Regions from separate parts of the Homo sapiens genome. Here regions 2, 3 and 4 are each linked to region 1. A link is a loop called in an ENCODE intact Hi-C map of the cell type or tissue named here. Cell type or tissue: heart right ventricle. All regions are shown on one strand. Region 1 overlaps DENND5A (DENN domain containing 5A). Region 2 overlaps DENND5A (DENN domain containing 5A). Region 3 overlaps IPO7 (importin 7). Region 4 overlaps ZNF143 (zinc finger protein 143).

Region 1 (5,000 bases):
ATGGTTTGGCTCCATGTCCGCACCCAAATCTCAACTTGAACTGTAATAATCCCCATGTGTGGTGGGAGGGACCCAGTGGGAGGTAACTGAATCACAGGGGCGGTTTCCCTCATGCTATTCTCGCGATAGTGAGTGAGTTCTCATAGATGTGATGGTTTCATAAGCATCTGGCATTTGCCCTCCTGGTACTCATTCTCTCTCCTGCTGTGCTGTGAAGAGGTGCCTTCCACCATGCTTGTAAGTTTCTTGAGGCATTCCCAGCCATGCGGAACTGAGTCAATTAAACCTCTTTCCTTTACAAATTACCCAGTCTTGGGTATTTCTTCATAGCAGCATGAGAATAAACTAATTATAAAGTGAGAAGACAGAGGAGCGACATCTTTTTTTTATTTTTATTTTTTTGAGACAGGGTCTCATTCTGTCGCCCGGGCTAGAGTGCTGTGGTGTGATCTTGGCTCACTACAACCTCCACCTTCCGGGTTCAAGCAATTCTTGTGCCTCAGCCTCCTGAGTAGCTTGGACTACAAGCACGTACTATCATGCCTGGCTAATTTTTTTTTTTTTTTATATGTTTAGTAGCAACGGGGTTTCACCATGTTGGCCAGGCTGGTCTCAAACTCCTGACCTCAAGTGTTCTGCCCACCTCAGACTCCCAAAGTGCTGGGATTACAGGAGTGAGCCACCGCGCCTGGCCTGGAGCAACATCTTTAGAGTACTGAAAGGAAAAAGCTATTAACCTATACTCAGGGAAAATACCTTTCAAAGACAAAAGAATTACAAAAGCTGAAAGAATTCATCACCAGCAGATCTACACTACAAGAAATGTTAAAGGAAGTCCTTCTGGCAGTAGGAAAATAATGCCAGATGGAAGTATGGATCTACAGAAAAGAAAGAAGAGCACCAGAAATGCTAACTACACAGTTAATGTATTAGATTTTGTACTTATTATTCAAATCCCTTTAAAAGGTAATTGACTGTTTAAACAAAAATGACCATGTAGTGTTAGGTTTATGACATATGTAAAAGTAAAATAGATGACAATAGCACGTCGGCTAGGAAGAGAGAAATGGAAATAGAGTTTTGTGAAGTTCTTTTTGTTGTTGTTTAGAGACAGGGTCTCATCATGTGATCCAAGTTGGACTCAAACTCCTGGGCTCAGGCAACCCTCCCCCTTCAGCTTACCAAACAGCTGGGAGTATGGGTGCACATGACTGTGCCTGGCAGTTCTGTACAGTTCTTATACTATGTGGAAAGTGATATTGTATCACCTAAAAGTAGACTGTGATAAGTTAAATGTGTACTATAAATCCTAAAGCAACTGCTAAAATAACACAAGTTATAGCTAGTAAACCAACAAAGTAGATAAAATGAAATCATAAAAAAAATTGAAAGGCCGGGTGCAGTGGCTCACGCCTGTAATCCCAGCACTTTGGGAGGCCGAGGCGGGCGGATCACGAGGTCAGGAGATCAAGAGATCAAGACCACGGTGAAACCCCGTCTCTACTAAAAATACAAAAAATTAGCTGGGCTGCGCAGTGGCGAGCGCCTGTAGTCCCAGCTACTCGGGAGGCTGAGGCAGGAGAATGGCGTGAACCCGGAAGGCAGAAGTTGCAGTGAGCCTAGATCTCGCCACTGCACTCCAGCCTGGGCGATAGAGCAAGACTCCGTCTCAAAAAAAAAAAAAAAAAAAAAAAAAAAGAAAAAAAAATTGAAAATATTCAATTAGTACACAAGAGGGCAGAAAAAGAAGAAAAGGGAACAAAGAACAGATGGGACAAATAGAAAACAAACAGCAAAATGACAGGCTTAAACCCAGCAATATCAATAATCATATTAAATGTACATGGTCTGAAGACCTCAGTTAAAAACCGGAAACTGTCAAATTGGATAAAAATGCAAAACCCAATTACATGCTGCCTACAATAAATACCCTTTAAATATAAAGACACAAATAGATTAAAAGTAAAATAATGACAAAGATATGCCCTGTTAGCACTAGTCAAAAGAAAGCTGGAGTAGTTATTAATATCAGACAAAACAGATTTCACAGTAAAGAATATTACTCTGAATAAAGAAGGTTATTTCTTTTTTTTTTTTTTTTAGAAAAAAAAATTAAAAATTAGCCAGGCATGGCGGCACACATCTACTGTCCTAGCTACTTGAGAAGCTAAGACGAGAGGATCCCTTCAGCCCACTAGTTCAAAGTTACAGAAAACCACGGCCACACCACTGCACTCTAGCCTGAGCAACAGAGCGAGACCCCATCAACATTAAAACAACAACAAAAAAAATCAATATAATTCACCATATTAACAAACTAAAGCTAAAAACCATATAATTACCTTGATAGATACAGAAAAAGCATTTGACAAAATTCAACATCCACCTCAGATAAAAACGCTGAACAAACTAGTAAGATCCTTAACTGCTAAAGGTTATCTATGAAAAACAAAGGAATAAGATGCCCACTCTCACCACTTCTATTTGACTTCGTACTAGAGGTTCAAGCCAGTGTAATACAGAAAAAAAATAAATAAATAAGAAGAAGAAGAAAAAGAAAAGGAAAAGAAATAAAAGGTATCCAGGGTGGTGGAAAGGAAAAGTAAAACTATCATTATTCACAGGTAATATGACTGTCTATGTAGAAAATCTGATGGATGTACAAAAAAGCTATTAAAAGTTAGTTTAGTATGGTTGCAGGACACAATATAAACATACAAAATGCTATTATAGTTCTATATACTAGCAATGAACAATTAGAAATTAAAATTAAGAAAGCAATAAAATAGCACCAAATTTATATAACACAAAACAATTTAAAATAACACCAAAAAATATGAACTACTTAGGGAAAAATCTGATAAGACATATAAAACCTGTACCCTGAAAAGTACATAATGCTGTTGAGAAAAATTAAAGATGACCTAAATAAATGGAAAGATATGCCATGTTAATGGATCAGAAGACTCGGTACTGTTAGGATGTCAAATATCAATCAAAATCTTGAAAGGTTTCTTTGCAGAAGTTGGCAAGTTGACTCTAAATATGTATGGAAATACAAAGAACCCAGAATAGCCAAAACAACTTTGAAAAGAACAAAGTTACAAGATTAACACTACTTGATTTCAAGATTTAATATAAGCTACAGTAATCATTTAATGTAAGCTACAGTAATCAAGACAGTGTGGTATTGGTATAAATGTAGACCAACAGATCAATGAAACAGAACAGAGAATCCAGAAGTAGACGAACACATATACAGACTAATAACATTTTGACAAAAGCAAAAAGGCAATTCATTAGAGAAAGGATGGTCTTTTCAACAGATGAATATCTATATGAAAAAAAAATGGACGCATAACTTATACTACTTACAAAATTAACTTGAAATGGATCAGAGACTTGAACGTAAAACCTAAAACTATAAAACTTCTACAGGGAAATATAGGGTAAAATCTCTATGTGACCTTGGTAGGGCAAAAGTGTCTTAGATACAATAAAAGTATAATCCAACTGATAAATTGGGCCTCATCAAAATAAAAGATTTTGTTCTCAAAAAGACAATTAGGCACACACAAATCAAAATCACGTCTCCCTTACATTTTCTAGTCTTCTCTCTTTACCTTTCATTCCTGTTCCAGGACCCTCATTAAGATGACCTTTTGGCAAAGTCCTTTTGGCAAAGGCTTGAGGACAAGTTGTCCATGCAATTAGACTACTTTAACTCAGTTAGAACATAGGTTCCTGAACTAGAAAATGTAAGACTTTGAACTAGAAAATGCAAGACTTTGTCTAAACTGTCAGCAGTTATATCTTCAAAGCCTAGAAACAAGCCTGGCAAATTCATTCATCTGGCAAATATTTCTTGAAGACTTGCCATACATTTGGCATCTGGTAGGTAGTTATAAAATGCAGCAAATGAGTGACCAAAATATACAAAAATGCCTTAACAAGGACACTGAACATCCTGCAGGAAGTGAACACACTACTTAATCTAGTACTTCAAGCTGAAACCATTCTCTAGCTAAACTAATGTAGATGAGTCCTCTGAACAAAAGGACATGTTCAATCATTTGTGTAGATTATAACATCCCTACATGCTGGGTACAATGCCAGAAGAATGGGGGTAAGAAAATGAGTAAATACAATCTCTGTCCTTAAGCTGTTCCCCAATAATGATAGCTAGAAAAAGTAGAGATTATTGAGTAAAAGCATGCACAAAGCACCACAGGAACAGAGAAGAAGAATCAACTGACTCAGTCTGGGGGCATCAGAGAAGGTTTCATAGAGAAGGAAATGTATCTGCTAGGTTTGTGTGGCAAATACCATCAACTGCTTACTCATAATTCATTCACCCCTTCTTTCTTGCTCATAGACCTTCATACTGTTCAGGGTAACATTATACCCAGTTCAATGTTCACTTTCACAGCTTCCCATGCACTTGAGGTTGATCATATAATATGATTTTGGCCTATGAGACAATGAAAGTTGTTAGAAATTTCTGGGAAAGCTTTTCCTTTCTGATAAAAGTGGGAAAAATAGGCTGGGCACAGTGGCTAACGCCTATAATCCTAGCACTTTGGAATGCAGAGGTGGGAGAACTGCTTGAGCCCAAGAGTTCGAGGCCAGCCTGGGCAACATGGCGAGACTCTGTCTCTAAAAAATATAAAAAATTAGCCAGGTATGGTGGTATGTGCCTGCAGTCCTAGCTACACGGGAGACTGAGGTGAGAGAATTGCTTGAGCCTAGGAAGTCAAGGCTGTGGCGAGCCATAATCGCACCACTACCCTCCAGCCTAGGCAACTGAGTGAGACCCTGTCTCGAAAAAAAAAAAAAAGAAAGAAAGAAAAAAAAAAAAGGTGGAATGGTGAATATAGCCGGCATCAACCTTCCCCTCTTCTTGCCTCGAATGTGAATATGAAAAGCTTCTGGGGCTGGAGCTGGGTGTGGTGGTTCATGCGCGTAATGCCAACACTTTGGGAGGCCAAGACAGGAGGATC
Region 2 (5,000 bases), 86 kb after region 1:
GAGACAGGGTTTCACCATGTTGGCCAGGCTGGTCTCAAACTCCTGACCTCAAGTGATCCACCCACCTCAACCTCCCAAAGTGCTGGGATTACAAGCATGAGCCACCGTACCCGGTCTACACACAGTACACACAGTATTCTTTCTTTTTCCTTTTTAAATTATACTTTAAGTTCTGGGGTACATGTGCAGAACATACAGTTTTGTTACATAGGTATACACATGGCATGGCATGGTGGTTTGCTGCACCTGTCAACCAGTCACCTACATTAGGTATTTCTCCTAATGTTATCCCTCCCCTAGTCCCCCACCCCCCCAACAGGCCCCAGTGTGTGATGTTCCCCTCCCTACATCCATGTGTTCTCATTGTTCAACTCCCACTTATGAGTGAGAACATGTGGTGTTCCGTTTTCTGTTCTTGTGATAGTTTGCTGAGAATGACGGTTTCCAGCTTCATCCATGTCCCTGCAAAGGACATGAACTCATCCTTTTTTATGGCTGCATAGTATTCCATGATGTGTATGTGCCATCTTCTTTATCCAGTCTCTTACTGATGGACATTTGAGTTGGTTCCAAGTCTTGCTATTGCACACACAGTATTCTTTCTTACCATGAAACAGAAACCTGGACTAGAAAAAAACTACCATAACGTCTGTTCCTGCCCTGCCAGACAAATTTTTTGCTTGTTCCCCCCGCATCCACCACTCATCAAAGGTCTGCAAAGCATGCAAAATATCACTCAAGTAGCAGAAAAGAATGAAATGTGGCAAGGGAGACAAATATTCTCCCACTTTCTCAGGGCCTCAGTTTCCTCATCTGTAAAATCAGAAGGTTATATAATTGCAAAGGGTGCTTTCATGTTAACATTCGATAATTTTGAAGTTCGAATTTCACTGCTCAATACAGTCAAGGAGGAGTATGATTTGACTAGTCCTCTAGCTTTCCTAGACAGTCACCTTTTTCTCTTTCTTAATTATTTTTATTTTTTATAAAAACAGGGTATTAGGCTGGGCGCAGTGGCTCACACCTGTAATCCCAGGACTTTGGGAGGCCGAGGCGGGCAGATCAACTGAGGTCAGGAGTTCAAGACCAGCCTGACCAACATGGTGAAACCCCATCTCTACTAAAAATACAAAATTAGCCGGGCATGGTGGCACATGCCTGTAATCCCAGCTACTTGAGAGGCTGAGGCAGGAGAATCGCTTGAGCCCAGGAGGCAGAGGTTGCAGTGAGCTGAGGTCGTGCCATTGCACTCCAGCCTGGGCAACAACAGCAAAACTCCATCTCAAAAAAATAAACAACAGGCCAGGCGTGGTGACTCAAGCCTGTAATCTCAGCACTTTGGAAGGCCAACGCAGGCGGATCACAAGGTCAGGAGATCAAGACCATCCTGGCTAACACGGTGACACCCCATCTCTACTAAAAAAAAAAAGTACAAAAAAATTAGCCGGGCGTGGTGGTGGGCGCCTGTAGTCCCAGCTACTCCGGAGGCTGAGGCAGGAGAATGGCGTGAACCCGGGAGGCGGAGTTTGCAGTGAGCCGAGATCGTGCCACTGCACGCCAGCCTGGGCGACAGAGTGAGACTCCCATCTCAAAACAAACAAACAAACAAACAACAAAAAAACAGGGTCTTGCTACAGTGGCCAAGGTGATCTCAAACTCCTGGACCCAAGCATCATCCTGCCTCAGCCTCCCAGACTGCTGGAATTACAGATGTGAGCCACTGTACCAGGACCCTCTCTCTTCTAAAGGTGACATTAAGAGACTATTTCAGGCCAGGCGAAGCGGCTCACACCTGTAATCCCAATACTTTGGGAGGCCAATGCGGGTGGGTCACCTGAGGTAAGGAGTTCAAGACCAGCCTGACCAACATGGCGAAATCCTGTCTCTACTAAAAATACAAGAATTAGCCAGGTGTGCTAGTGCACACCTGTGGTCCCAGCTACTTGGGAGGCTGAGGCTCAGAATCACTTGAACCAGACAGGCAGAGGTTGCAGTGAGCTGAGATCACGCCATTGCACTCCAGCCTGGGCAAAAGAGCAGGACTCCATCTCAAAAAAAAAAAAAAAAAAAAAAAGAGAGAGACTATTTCAGTGTAGTCTCAATTTTCTAGTAAGTTCATACAGCACACTGGCCAGTTTCCCATCTATCCTTATCCCTAGCCACTTCTCTTCAATTCCTGGCAAGAGCTTCTGCACAGAGCCTGGGAAAATTGGAGTACAAGATGAAAGAACCTAGGATACTTATATCTCAATGCTAGGTGCAGATCAGTTCAGAGGAACTTACAGATTCCAAGGTAAGAAATACGTCACAAGTATTTGGGAACCTTAATTCTCAAGCAGAGACAAGGAAAATAAACTCATGAACCCCATTTCACAGTAAAACCTTCTCCTGGGGTCACCTAGTGGTGACCATCAGAAACAAAGAAAAAGAAGATTCACCAGGACATTCGCCCATCAGAGGTAGAAAAAGAAACTGAACTCCACTATCATCTGCCTCCCCACTTACGATGTGCCAAAAATAATGGAAAACATAAATCAGAAGCAATTCTTCCAGATTTGCTTACCTAACTGACAAGTTCAAAAAGCCAACAAGCAGACACCATATCCTCAAGGTGGCTAAATCTGTGCTTTGCTCACATATTACCTTCTTCTCCTTCTAGCCCAAAGAGCTTCCTCAACCAGAAAACAAAATTAATTTTCACACATTCCTCAATTCCTTGCACAAAAAACAACTACATTACTTGCCTAAATGCTGAGTCTGCAAGAAAGGGAAAGAAGTGACAGGAAGAGATTCCTACAAAATCCAATTACCTCAGTCTATATTAAACACAGCAAGCTCTATGCTTATTTGGGTTTTTTTATTTTTTATTTTTAGTTGTATTTGTTTATTTGAGACAGGGTCTCACTCTGTTGCTCAGGCTGGAGTGCAGTGTCACAATCTCAGTTCACTGCAACCTCTGCCTCTGAGACTCAAGTGACCTTCTCACCTCAGCTTCCTGAGCAGCTGGGACCACAGGTGCATGCCACCACACCCAGCTAATTTTTTGTACTTTCTGTAGAGATAAGAGTCTTGCCGTGCTGCCCAGGCTGGTCTCAAACTCCTGGGCTCAAGCAATTCACCCACCTCAGCCTCCCAAAGTACTGGGATTACAGGTGTGAGCTACTGCGCCCAGCCTCCATGTTTATTTGTTGCAGACAGAGAGGAATGAATCTTAACCTTTCTCCACAAAACAAGAAGGAACACCGAGCATCTTTGATTTGCTTATTCTGGGTTCACTTTTTAAGAATGTAGATGCTACCTGAGCTATGTAAGTTAACTGTGTGGAGTGCACCTTCTTAGAGACTCCTTAATACCTTCTTGGAGAACCTGGCTACAAATTACAATTTCCTGTAGTTAGTTACTGAGTATGATATCATCAGTTTGGGAGCTACAAGGCAGGCTGAGGAGAGAAAATGCACCCTGGAGACTCTCAGGAAGAACCTGCTATTTGTACTCTGCTTTGTTTTATTCAAAGATTCCCTCTGGGAGTGGTGGCTCACGCCTGTAATCCTAGCATTTTGGGAGGCCGAGGTGGGCAGATCACTTGAGGTCAAGAATTCAAGACCAGCCTGGCCAACATGGTGAAACCCCATCTCTACTAAAGATACAAAAATTAGCCTGATGTGGTGGCACGCGCGGCTCATAATCCCAGCTACTCGGGAGGCTGAGGCAGAATTGCTTGAACCTGGGAGACGGAGGTTTCAGTGAGCCACTATTGCAGCACTGCATTCCAGCTGGGGCAACAGAGTGAGACTGTGTCTCAAAAAAAAAAAAAAAAAAAGATTCCCTCTGGATAGTTCAGATTCCCCTACCAACCCACCAGAAATGAAATGAAGAGGGAAAAAAAATCCTTCCAACACTGCATACTCTAACAAAGGCCACCTATCGGAAATGTGGTCTCGGCATTCCACTACTGCAACCACATTTTTAAAAAAACAGAAAATACCCCTCTTTACACATTTTATACAACTCATCCCCCTTTCTTTATTATCCCAATAAACTTTCACAAGGATATAATTTTAGCTTGCCAAAAAGCCAGATAATTAACACATATCCATTAAGACAGTAACATTTCTTTTTTAATGAAATGTTGAAAGACAGTTTTTAAACATTTTTGAAGGTCTACTTGATGAGATTATTTTTATTTACATTCTTTTTTTATAGATGAGGACCCTGACAGGGTTATCTCTAACTTGCTCCCAATCACAAAGATAGTCAATAGGAGAGCAGGAATATTACCCTAAACTCATGCTCTCGCTAACAGTTAACTTCCCAGCTTCATTCTTATGCTCTATCATTCGCAAAACATTCTATCTTCTCAAACCAAGTGTTCATACAATTTGACACTCAAAAACACGCATAAAAAAAAGTTTATTCCACCACCTTAGTTTCTTTTACTGAGAAGAATTATGTTGTTTTTAATATTTCTCAACATGTTAGTGTTTTCTAAAGACCTCCAGCCAGGCCAATGAGATGCAGTTTAATGTCATGAGAAGAGCACTGGACCAAGCAATTAACTAGTGTATACAGGCCCCACTGTCCTTCCTGGGCCTCATTTTCCCCTCTGAGGTCCCTTCCAACACCAATACCCTGAACCGAATTCCAAAAATTACATCAAAGTCACAAACTTACTACATATGAAAAAGATGAAAAACATCTGTACTATAAGAATTTGAAGACCTTAAAAGATAAACTTGAACAATTATTAGGTACTCATCAAAATAATTTTTTTTTTTTGGACGGAGTCTCGCTCTGTCGCCCAGGCTAGAGTGCTGGAGTGCAGTGGCGCGATCTGGGCTCACTGCGAGCTCCGCCTCCCGGGTTCACGCCATTCTCCTGCCTCAGCCTCCTGAGTAGCTGGGACTACAGGCGCCCGCCACCACGCCCGGCTAATTTTTTGTATTTTTAGTAGAGACGGGGTTTCACCCTGTAAGCCCGGATGGTCTCGATCTCCTGACTTC
Region 3 (5,000 bases), 230 kb after region 1:
TGGTGGCACGTGCCTGTAGTCTCAGCTACTCAGGAGGCTGAGGCAGAAGAATCGCTTGAACCCAGGAGGCAGAGGTTGCAGTGAGCCGAGATCATGCCACTGCACTCCAGCCCAGGCGACAGAGCGAGACTGTGTCTCAAAAAAAAAAAAAAAAAAAAAAAAAAAAGAATGCTAGTTGGGGGTCAGACGCAATGGCTCACGCCTGTAACCCCAGTACTTTCAGAGGTCGAGGCGGGTGGATCACGAGGTCAGGAGTTCGAGACCAGCTTGGCCAATATGGTGAAACCCCGACTCTAGTAAAAATATAAAAAATTAGGGCTGGGCACAGTGGCTCACACGTGTAATCCCTGCAGTTTGGGAGACAGACGCAGGCAGATCACGAGGTCAGGAGTTCGAGACCAGCCTGGCCAATACAGTGAAACCCCGTCTCTACTAAAAAAATACAAAAATTAGCTGAGCATGGTAGCGCTAGTCCCAGCTACTCAGGAGGCTGAGGAAGGAGAATCGCTTGAACCCAGGAGGTGGAGGTTGCAGTGAGCCGAGATCACGCCACTGCACTCTCGCCTTGGGGGCGACAGTAAGACTGTCTCAAAAAAAAAAAAAAAATTAGCGGGGTGTGGTCATGTGCACCTGTATGTAGTCTCAGCTACCCGGGAGGCTGAGGCAGGAGAATCGCTTGAACCTGGGGAGGCGGAGGTTGCAGTGAGCCAAGATTGCGTCACTGCACTCCAGCCTGGGCGACAGAGTGAGACTCTGTCTCAAAAATTAAAGAAAAAAGAATGCTAGTTGGGATAAATGGGAAGTGCAGTGCTATACAGGCTAATGAAAACATCCAAAAAGTTTTAGAATTTAAGTCATCAAATTCCTTAAAGTTCAATATAAGGGAGTGATGAGAAATAAGACTGGAACCAGTTATGAAGAGCCTTTTGTGCAAGCCAAGCAATGGAAATGTATTGGAGCCTCTTTGATCTGTAATTTTAAAGTATATTTATTTGCAGAAGTTTAAAATGGACTTTTTTTCTTTGTAGGCACACAAGTCTCTGAATTTTGTCTCAACACTGCTCCAGATTACTATGTCGGAACAGCTGGATTTACCTGTGAGACAGGCAGGCAAGTTTCCTAAATTATATTGAGTGTATGTAATCTATTGTTTAAAAGGTTCATAATCGAATAGCAGAAGTGTCTTGGGATGGCCCTTTGGCAATTTTTTCCCCCCAGGTAATTTGTTTACCTTCAGTGTTTACAGCTAACATCAGGTACCTTGATATCTGGTGGCAGAGTTTAAAGGAATAATTTGACATTTAGTTGAATTAAAATAGAAGCTTCAAATAGAAATTGATGGGGTTTATTAAAAGGTTCTATGTATTTTTAGAGTCCTTCCCTGATGGGTGATTATAAGACTCAAACATGTTTGTTTATATAGTCATCTCTTACCACCTTTTTGCTTTTATCGTTTTAACAGTTTAAAAAGTATTATACTATTTTTAGTTCCTGTTCAACATATTGAGCCACTTCCCTCAGTATCAAATAGTCTGAAAATGTGGCATACTACTTTTCTGAATATTATGTTAGTCTGTAAAAAATAATGTAGTGTACATTTTTAATTTTTTTTATTTTTTGTAGGCAGTCTCACTCTGTCCTCCATGCTGGAGTGCAGTGGTGCGAACTCGGCTCTCTGCAACCTCTGCCTCCCAGGTTCAAGCGATTCTTCTGCCTTAGCCTCCTGAGTAGCTGGGATTATAGGCGTGAGCCACCACTCCCAGCCTTTTCATTTCTTTTTAATTTATTTGCAGATGTAATAATTTTGTTATGGGAAATACAAAGTACCAATAATTTCATCATTCTAGAAAAACAGATTACATTTTTGTGTTATTTCTTGCTGTTCTTTCCCCCTGCACCTATTTTGTTAAAAATTTTGTTGGGGCTGGGTGCAGTGGCTCACGCCTGTAATCCCAGCACTTTGGGAGGCCAAGGCGGGGTTATCACAAGATCAGGAAATCGAGACCATCCTGGCTAACACGGTGAAACCCCGTCTCTACTAAAAATACAAAGAATTAGCCGGGCGTGGTGGCGGGCGCCTGTAGTCCCAGCTACTCGGGAGGCTGAGGCAGGAGAATGGCGTGAACCTGGGAGGCGGAGCTTGCAGTGAGCCGAGTTGGCGTCACTGCACACCAGCCTGAGCAACAGAGTGAGAGACCATCTCAAAAAAATAAATAAAAAATAAAAAAAAATTGTTTTCTCACTTCACTTAATGTTGTATACTGAGCATTTCCCTTTTCTTTACATAGTTCCGGTCTTCGGATTTTTTTTTTTTTTTTTTTTGAGACGGAGTCTCGCTCTGTTGCCCAGGCTGTAGTGCGGTGGCGCGATTTCCGCTCACTGCAAGCTCCGCCTCCCGTGTTCACGCCGTTCTTCTGCCTCAGCCTCCTGAGTAGCTGGGACCACAGGCGCCCGCCACCACACCCGGCTAATTTTTTGTATTTTTTAGTAGAGACGGGGTTTCACCGTATTTGCCAGGATGGTCTCGATTTGCTGACCTCGTGATCTGCCTGCCTTGGCCTCCCAAAGTGCTGGGATTACAGGCGTGAGCCACCGCGCCCGGCCTTCAGATTCATATTTTAATGGCTAAATAATTAGCCATAATATGCCATATGCAGTAAACTGTTAAAATTTTTAGAAATAGAATTTAGTCTGAAGTCTGTTTTGTTAACAGTATATTTTCATTTTCAGTGACTAAAATGTTGCCTAGTACAGTGTAGGTACTCAGGAAATAAATGAATTTAAATTATCACTTTAAATTAATTAATTAAATAACCTGGACTCTGCTAGGCAGATAGGAATTATTATTATTATTATTATTTTTAGACAAACTGGCTGTATTGCCCAGGCTAGAATTCAGTAGCTCCATCTTTTTTTTGTTTTTGTTTTTTTGAGACGGAGTCTTGCTCTGTCGCCCAGACTGGAGTGCAGTGGCGCGATCTCGGCTCACTGCAAGCTCCGCCTCCCAGGTTCACGCCATTCTCCTGCCTCAGCCTCCCGAGTAGCTGGGACTATAGGCGCCCGCCACCACGCCCGGCTAATTCTTTGTATTTTTAGTAGAGATGGGGTTTCACCGTGTTAGCCAGGATGGTCTCCATCTCCTGACCTCGTGATCTGCCCTGCCTCTGCCTCCCAAAGTGCTGGGATTACAGGCGTGAGCCACCGCCCCCGGCCCTCAGTAGCCTCATCTTGACTCACTGTAAACTCTGCCTCCCAGGCTCAAGCCATCCTCCCACCTCAGCCTCCTGAGTAGCTGGGACTGTAGGCACGTACCATCATGCCCTGATAATTGTTGTATTTTTTGTAGAGATGGCGTCCTGCCATATTGTCCAGGCTGGTCTCAAGCTTGTGAGCTCAAGTGATCTGCCTTCCTGGGCCTTCCAAAGTGCTAGGATTATGGGCGTGAGCCACCATGCCTGGCCATGACTTCTTTAAAAGCAAACAATTTTATGTAAATGACTGAACTCCCTGGTCAGCAGTAAATCTTTTTGTAAATATTTCTAATTTAATAGAAAAGGGTAATTTTTATTGTCTCCTTTCCCTCCCTTCCCTTCCTTTCTTCCTTCCCTTCCTCCTTTCCCTCCTTCTCTTCCTTCCTTTCCTGTCTTCCACAGGGTCTTGATCCTTGCCCAGGCCGGGGTGCAGTGACTCAGTTATAGCTCATTGAATCTTCAAACTTCTGGGCTCAAATAATCTTTCTACTTTAGCCTGCCAAACATCTGGGGCTGCAGGCATGTGTCACTACACCCATCTAATTATTTTATTTTGTAGAGATGGAATCTCACTATGTTGCTGAGGCTGGTCTTTTTTTTTTTTTTTTTTTTTTTTTTTTAGTAGAGACGGGGTCTCACTGTGTTTCCCCGGCTGGTTTCGGCTTCCAAAGTATTGAGCTTTACAGGCGTTAGCCACTATGGCTGGTCTTGAATTGCTGACCTCAAGTGATCCTCTCGCCTCAGCCTTCCAAAGTGCTGGGATCAAAGACGTGAGCCACTGTGCCTGGTCTTGTTTCTTTTTTATATATATTCAAGTCTCATTTATCTTTTACTAGTGAAGCTCACATTTTCCCGTTTTTAGATAAGAGTCTGCCTTTAAATCCAAATTTTTACTAAGAAGTTAAGTGTTTGACCTTTAGGAGTGATATTAATAAATTCTAGAGACTTGGTTATGTGTATTAGAAAAACAAATTACACTGGGAAATTGTTTTAGTGTGTACACAATTGGAAGGAGTTAAACTATGGAATTGGTCAAAAAATTTAAAATATCATTAATTTAAAAGTTATATACTTGGGGCTGGCCACGGTGGCTCACACCTGTAATCCCAGCACTTTGGAAGGCCGTAGATGGGGGATCATTTGAAGTCAGGAGTTCAAGACCAGCCTGGTCAACATGGTGAAACCCTGTCTCTACTAAAAATACAAAAAAATTAGCCGGGTGGTAGTGGCATGCACCTGTAATCCCAGCTACTCAGGAGGCTGAGGCAGGAGAATCGCTTGAGCCTGGGAGATGGAGGTTGTGGTGAGCTGAGATTGTGCCATTGTACTCCAGTCTGGGAAACAGAGTGAGACCCTTTCTCAAAAAAGAAAAAAAAATTATGTTCTTGGAATAATTGAATGAGATTTCTGTAGTGCATGGCATATGGTGGTTTCATCTGCTGGATTTCGAATGATTAGTTCATTCTGTCTTTGCTCAAGCATTCTGGCTAGAGTAGACTGAATCATGAGATCCTTACAGTGCAATTCCAAATTCTGTATTGTTGGGGCAAAAAATGTTTAAAATTCCGAATCACATAAGCATATATTCCATTCTTTACTTAGAATGGAAGTATTCAGAGGTTGCATCCAGAGACATTGGGACTGTTGTGTGGTCTTAGTATTGGTCTCTATTCTGTTTTGGAGAAAAAGAACCAAAATTCTGTAGTAGTAATAACCTGGACTTTGTTGGTCCTATTTGATTCTTTATTG
Region 4 (5,000 bases), 330 kb after region 1:
CTGGGTTCAAGCGATTCTCCTGCCTCAGCCTCCTGAGTAGCTGGGACTACAGGCACCTGCCACCACGCCCAGCTAATTTTTATACTTTTAATAGAGACGGGATTTCACCATGTTGGCCATGACAGTCTCAATCTCTTGACCTTGTGATCCACCCGCCTCGGCCTCCCAAAGTGCTGGGATTACAGGTGTGAGCCACCACGCCCAGCCTCTTTTTTTTTTTTTTTTTAAGATGGAGTCACGCCCTGTCACCCAGGCTGGAGTGCAATGGCACGATCTAGGCTCACTGCAACCTCCGCCTCCTGGGTTCAAGTGATTCTCCTGCCTCAGCCTCCTGAGTAGCTGGGACTACAGGCGCATACCACCATGCCCAGCTAATTTTTGTATTTTTAGTAGAGACAGGGTTTCACCATGTTGGCCAGGATGGTCTCCATCTCCTGACGTTGTGATCCACCCACCTTGGCCTCCCAAAGTGCTAGGATTACAGGCGTGAGCCACCATGCCTGGCCAAAAGACTTTTTTTTTGAGATGGAGTCTCGCTCTGTCGCTCAGGCTGGAGTGCAGTGTCGTGACCTCAGCTCACTGCGACCTCTGCCTCCTGGGTTCAAGTGATTCTCCTGCCTCAGCCTCCCGAGTAGCTGGGATTACAGGCGCATGTCATCACGCTGAGCTAAGTTTTGTATTTTTAGTAGAGACAGGGTTTCACCATGTTGGCCCAGCTGATCTTGAACTCCTGACCTCAGGTGAGCCACCACGCCCAGCCCTGATATGCAATTTTTGTGTGCTATACATAAACATGTACCTACGAATGAGTTCACTTACTGTTAAATAATTATGGCCAGGCATGGTGGCTCACACCTGTAATCCCAGCACTTGGGGAAGGTCAAGGTGAGCAGATCACTTGAGGTCAGAGTTTCGTGACCAGCCTGGCCAACATGGTGAAACCCTGTCTCTACCAAAAAATACAAAAATTAGGCCTGGTGGTGGGCACCTGCAATCCCAGCTACTTGGGAGACTGAGGCAGGAGAGTTGCTTGAACCTGGGAGGTGGAGGTTGTAGTGAGTCAAGATCATGCCACTGCACTCCAGCCTGGGCGACTGAGTGAGACTCCATATCAAAAAAAAAAAAAAAAAAAGGAAAAGACAATTCATCTTTTAAGTGCTTCTTATTAAAATATATGTGCTTAAGTGCCTTTTTGTAATATTTGGAGAAAATGGCTGGGGCTTTTTGGATGGGCTGGGAAAACATTATTTTTCCCATTTAAATTAATGGAATATAGATAGAGCTTGGCGCAGTAGTAGCTCATGCCTGTAATCCCAGCACTTTGGGAGGCCAAGGTGGGTGGATCACTTGAGGTCAGGAGTTCAAAACCAGCCTGGCCAACATGGCGAAACCAATTCTCTACCAAAAAATACAAAAGTTAGCTGGGTGTGGTGGCAGCTGCCTGTAATCCCAGCTACTCAGGAGGCTGAGGCAGGATAATCACTTGAATCCAGGAGGTGGAGGTTGCAGTGAGTCGAGATCACACCATTGCACTTCCAGCATGGGTGACAGAGCGAGACTCCGTCTCAAAAAGAAAAGAAAAAAGCAATGGAATACAGACTAATTATCTGAAAGCTAGCCATTCAACACATTTTATGGGCAAATTAGCATTCAATAAGAGAGATGCCTACATTAAGTTTGGCCATACTGATGTCTTTGGAACATTTAGGTAGAGCAGTGCTCTCAAATGAGTCTGCATATTGGATGTATCTCTTTAAAATAGACTGATTGCCCAGATCCTGTCTGCAAAGATTCTGACATAATTGTACTGGGGTGAGGCCCAGGCATCAGGGTGTATTTAAAGCTCCCCAGGTCTTTTAGTAGACTGTTTTGAGAATAATTGAAGTAGAGAGAGTATGCAGTTATAAATGTTGGTCTGACCTAAGAGGTGGGTCTGGGCTGGAAGAAAAGATTGGCTAATGATCAGGTAATTGCTACAATAACTGGTCACAATATCCAGTAGAGTAAAGATTCAGACCTGTGAAATGCAGTCCTTTTTTCTTTTCTTTTTCTTTTTTTTTCTTTGCAAGGCTCGTCAGATGACCCAGGTGAAGCTATGTAACTAGCCAGTAAGGGAGCTCAAAAGCTCAATCCAAATCCATTCGCCTCTTGGCTGTGGTTTGGTGCCACCTAGTGGCAGTTTCTGCTCTAGCCTAAATATCAATTGGGCTGATTTTTCCAAGTTGAAATTGGCTGCCCTTTCTCTTGCCCTCACCACATCTCAGCAACTATCCACCAAAATAAGAACATTAACCTGCCTGCTTTGGGAATGGGAACTGGGCAGAGGACAGGAAGAAATCGCCAATTACTTTATGTGTAAGACTTATGTTACGGTACATTAGTGTGGTATCTTATTTTTGGGGGGGTTTACTGTGTTTAGAACCACTGCGAAAGGTGCAGTTACCCAAGGAATGTGTCGAATGAGAATAAACCAGGACATGCATATGTATACACACTTTCATATGTACATTTTAAAAATCTGAGTTCACACCAATACCTCCAATTCCATTTCACCACAGGGTTCTTTTTGTTTTTCTTCCCCCATTCCATATTTGTATTCTCCTTTTTCCACAGCTGGAGCCCTTCCAGCAGCATTTGAAATATTTACTCATTTGCTCAGTCTTTTATTCCATCTAAAATAGTTTCAGAATCCCTTCACCCATACCACTACAGTAAACAAGCCTACTACAAATGAGCTGAATATTTGTTTGCAATTCTTCCCCTCACTCTCGCCACTGAGCCCAAGACTGAGGGCATAAGTCAAATACTGTGTAAATGAGCTACTTTAATTAATTTATTTGTTCCCCCACCCCAGCCCCTTCAGTGTAGTTAAAAGTATTCATTTAAACAATTAGGTTAATTTGTTCCAGTTTGCTTTCAGTTTTAGGTCCCTACACCACCACATGTTAGCACTGTCTAGATATTTTGTGATATTAAGTAATTATTATTAATTTTGTTTACATATTTTTTAAACTGGGACCCATCTTTTTGGTATACAGCCTGAAAGAAAAAGAATGTTACCTGCAACTGTTTCGGAATAATCCTGGTCGGGAAGAAGGGGGAAATGGGTAGTAAATATAAGAAACAATATTGGTCATGAACTGATAGTTGAAGCTGGATGATTGGTACATGGGGAACTGTTTCTCTATACTTTTGTGTATATTTGAAATTTTCTGTAGTAAAAAGTTCTAAAAATATGTGTACTGCCTATAATGTTCTCAAGCTGTTTCATGGGACAAAAATTAAAGTATTTACTTCCCTATGTATTGCCTGCTTGCTATTAGTGAATACTCAGTAGCTTTTGATTGGATGTAAGAAGTCAGGTTAAGTTAAATGAAACATGTTTGTCCTTTTAGTTGTATTGACATATCTAACTAGGTTTAATAGACTTTTAAAGACAATCCTTTTTTATTATCTTTATGAAATTCTTAGGAAGCTGCATAAGTTACGATAATAGCATTTATTATTATTAATAGACTATAACAGTATCTAGATTATCTAATTATGGGAAACAAATTACAGTTTCATTAAAGTTAGAGTTAAACTGGGCAACATCTCCATCCTTTTCTCATTCCTTGAGATTAAGGAGAACCTGGTGTTGATGCATGGAGACAGCACTAAGGATCATACTACCTTTTGAGTCAAGTCAAAACCATAGTTAGGGAATCTTTTCTTGTGTGCTGCCTCATGGTGGGATGAGGAGGGGTTTGGCAATTCTTTATTTTTAGAGGTATTTTACCCCCTGGGGGGGAAGTATGGAATGATTTTGCCTACATATGTAAAAGTTGAACTTTTTTTTGGTGTTGCTCTTTAGGAGAAAAGCCATATGTTTGTACAGTTCCTGGGTGTGACAAAAGGTTTACAGAATATTCCAGTTTGTACAAACATCATGTTGTCCACACTCATTCCAAACCTTACAACTGTAACCACTGTGGGAAGACATACAAGCAGATCTCCACGCTGGCCATGCACAAACGGACAGCCCACAACGACACTGAGCCCATCGAGGAGGAGCAGGAAGCCTTCTTTGAGCCGCCCCCAGGTGAGAGTTTTGTCTACTATATTTTGTTTCTGAGTTTGAGAATCAACAGTTATGAACATAATTTATGATTCATAGCATTTTCTGAAATCCTAATGTGTCATTCGTATAATCACATAAACATAATTTACAGCTGCAGTAAGTGCTATTGAAGAAAAGTATGTGGTACTCTGGGATGTATAGAAGGGAATGTTAGTTTGGGAGGTCAAGGAAGGGATTTTTGGAGAGATCTTGAGGTTGAATAGGGGTTAACTGGGTGAAGAAGCAGAGGTTGCTGGGAAGGGAAGCAGGAAGCAAAGGCAAGAGAATGTTCCAAATAGAGAGAATGGCACATGCAGAAAGCCAGGAGGTTGGAGAGACCAAAGTAAATTGGAGATACTGAATGAAGCCTGGCCAGTTAGGGCAGTTCTGCCTGGGAAGGTGATATGAAACAAGGCTGGAGAGCGAGGCAGGGGCAGCCAGCCTGTTTGGGTCCATTAAGCATGTTGGTCTTAATCGTAACACTAGAGAAGTACTCCCAAATAACTCTTCATTGATTCAGGTGCTATTAAGTATGTTATTGTAAGAGACAAAATTATTTGTTTCAGTAAACCCTTGGAAAAATATTTTAGAGAATTACATTGAATTATTTCAGATAAATAAGCATAGGTAAGTAGGTAAAAGGAAGTCGGTTTTTCTAAAACACAAAACAAAGCAAGTTGTCTTACAGTTTCATTGAGTACCTCCTAAATGAAGTAAATTTGAAAATTAAGAGAAGACATCTTTTTTCATTTTTAACAACATATATTGAAGCATTGAAAAACATTTAGGTGGAAAAGGTTTGTTGGAGAGTAAGGGAAAGAACAGATCATCTGCTCAGATGATTCCTTGTAGTCCTGATTTGTCTTTTCAGGTATTTGTTAGGTGGTGGTAGGTTAATAGC

What was found. Hi-C counts contacts between places; a loop is a spot of excess contacts. Peaks named below come from ENCODE experiments on the same cell type or tissue, not always from the same donor. Only the 100,000 strongest peaks of a DNase experiment are listed, where the experiment ranks them.
Region 2: a loop joins it to region 1, with 2.0 times the contacts of the local background. A loop is called at or near these places in 20 of 110 quality-filtered maps.
Region 3: a loop joins it to region 1, with 2.5 times the contacts of the local background. A loop is called at or near these places in 10 of 110 quality-filtered maps.
Region 4: it touches region 1 in a loop (2.3-fold over the local background); 41 of 110 quality-filtered maps call a loop at or near these places.

Annotation. Positions count from the first base shown.
Region 1 is chr11:9,172,432-9,177,431 of GRCh38, forward strand. All of the region lies in intron 8 of DENND5A (DENN domain containing 5A), which reads right to left. Among named protein-coding and RNA genes, the nearest start is that of SCUBE2, 83 kb to the left of the region's middle. In heart right ventricle, no CTCF peak of the experiment used is centred here; no DNase peak of the experiment used is centred here; H3K27ac peaks cover 598 bases.
Region 2 is chr11:9,257,977-9,262,976 of GRCh38, forward strand. All of the region lies in intron 1 of DENND5A (DENN domain containing 5A), which reads right to left. Among named protein-coding and RNA genes, the nearest start is that of DENND5A, 4.9 kb to the right of the region's middle. RefSeq lists a silencer at 2,887-2,946. In heart right ventricle, a CTCF peak has its summit at 2,395; no DNase peak of the experiment used is centred here; H3K27ac peaks cover 2,037 bases.
Region 3 is chr11:9,402,262-9,407,261 of GRCh38, forward strand. IPO7 (importin 7) reads left to right here. Exons shown (of 25, transcript NM_006391.3): 2 at 1,029-1,110. Among named protein-coding and RNA genes, the nearest start is that of IPO7, 20 kb to the left of the region's middle. In heart right ventricle, no CTCF peak of the experiment used is centred here; no DNase peak of the experiment used is centred here.
Region 4 is chr11:9,504,766-9,509,765 of GRCh38, forward strand. It overlaps ZNF143 (zinc finger protein 143), which reads left to right. Exons shown (of 16, transcript NM_003442.6): 12 at 3,854-4,081. Among named protein-coding and RNA genes, the nearest start is that of ZNF143, 46 kb to the left of the region's middle. RefSeq lists a silencer at 2,088-2,207. In heart right ventricle, CTCF peaks have their summits at 2,174 (motif pointing left) and 2,385; a DNase peak (open chromatin) is centred at 2,176.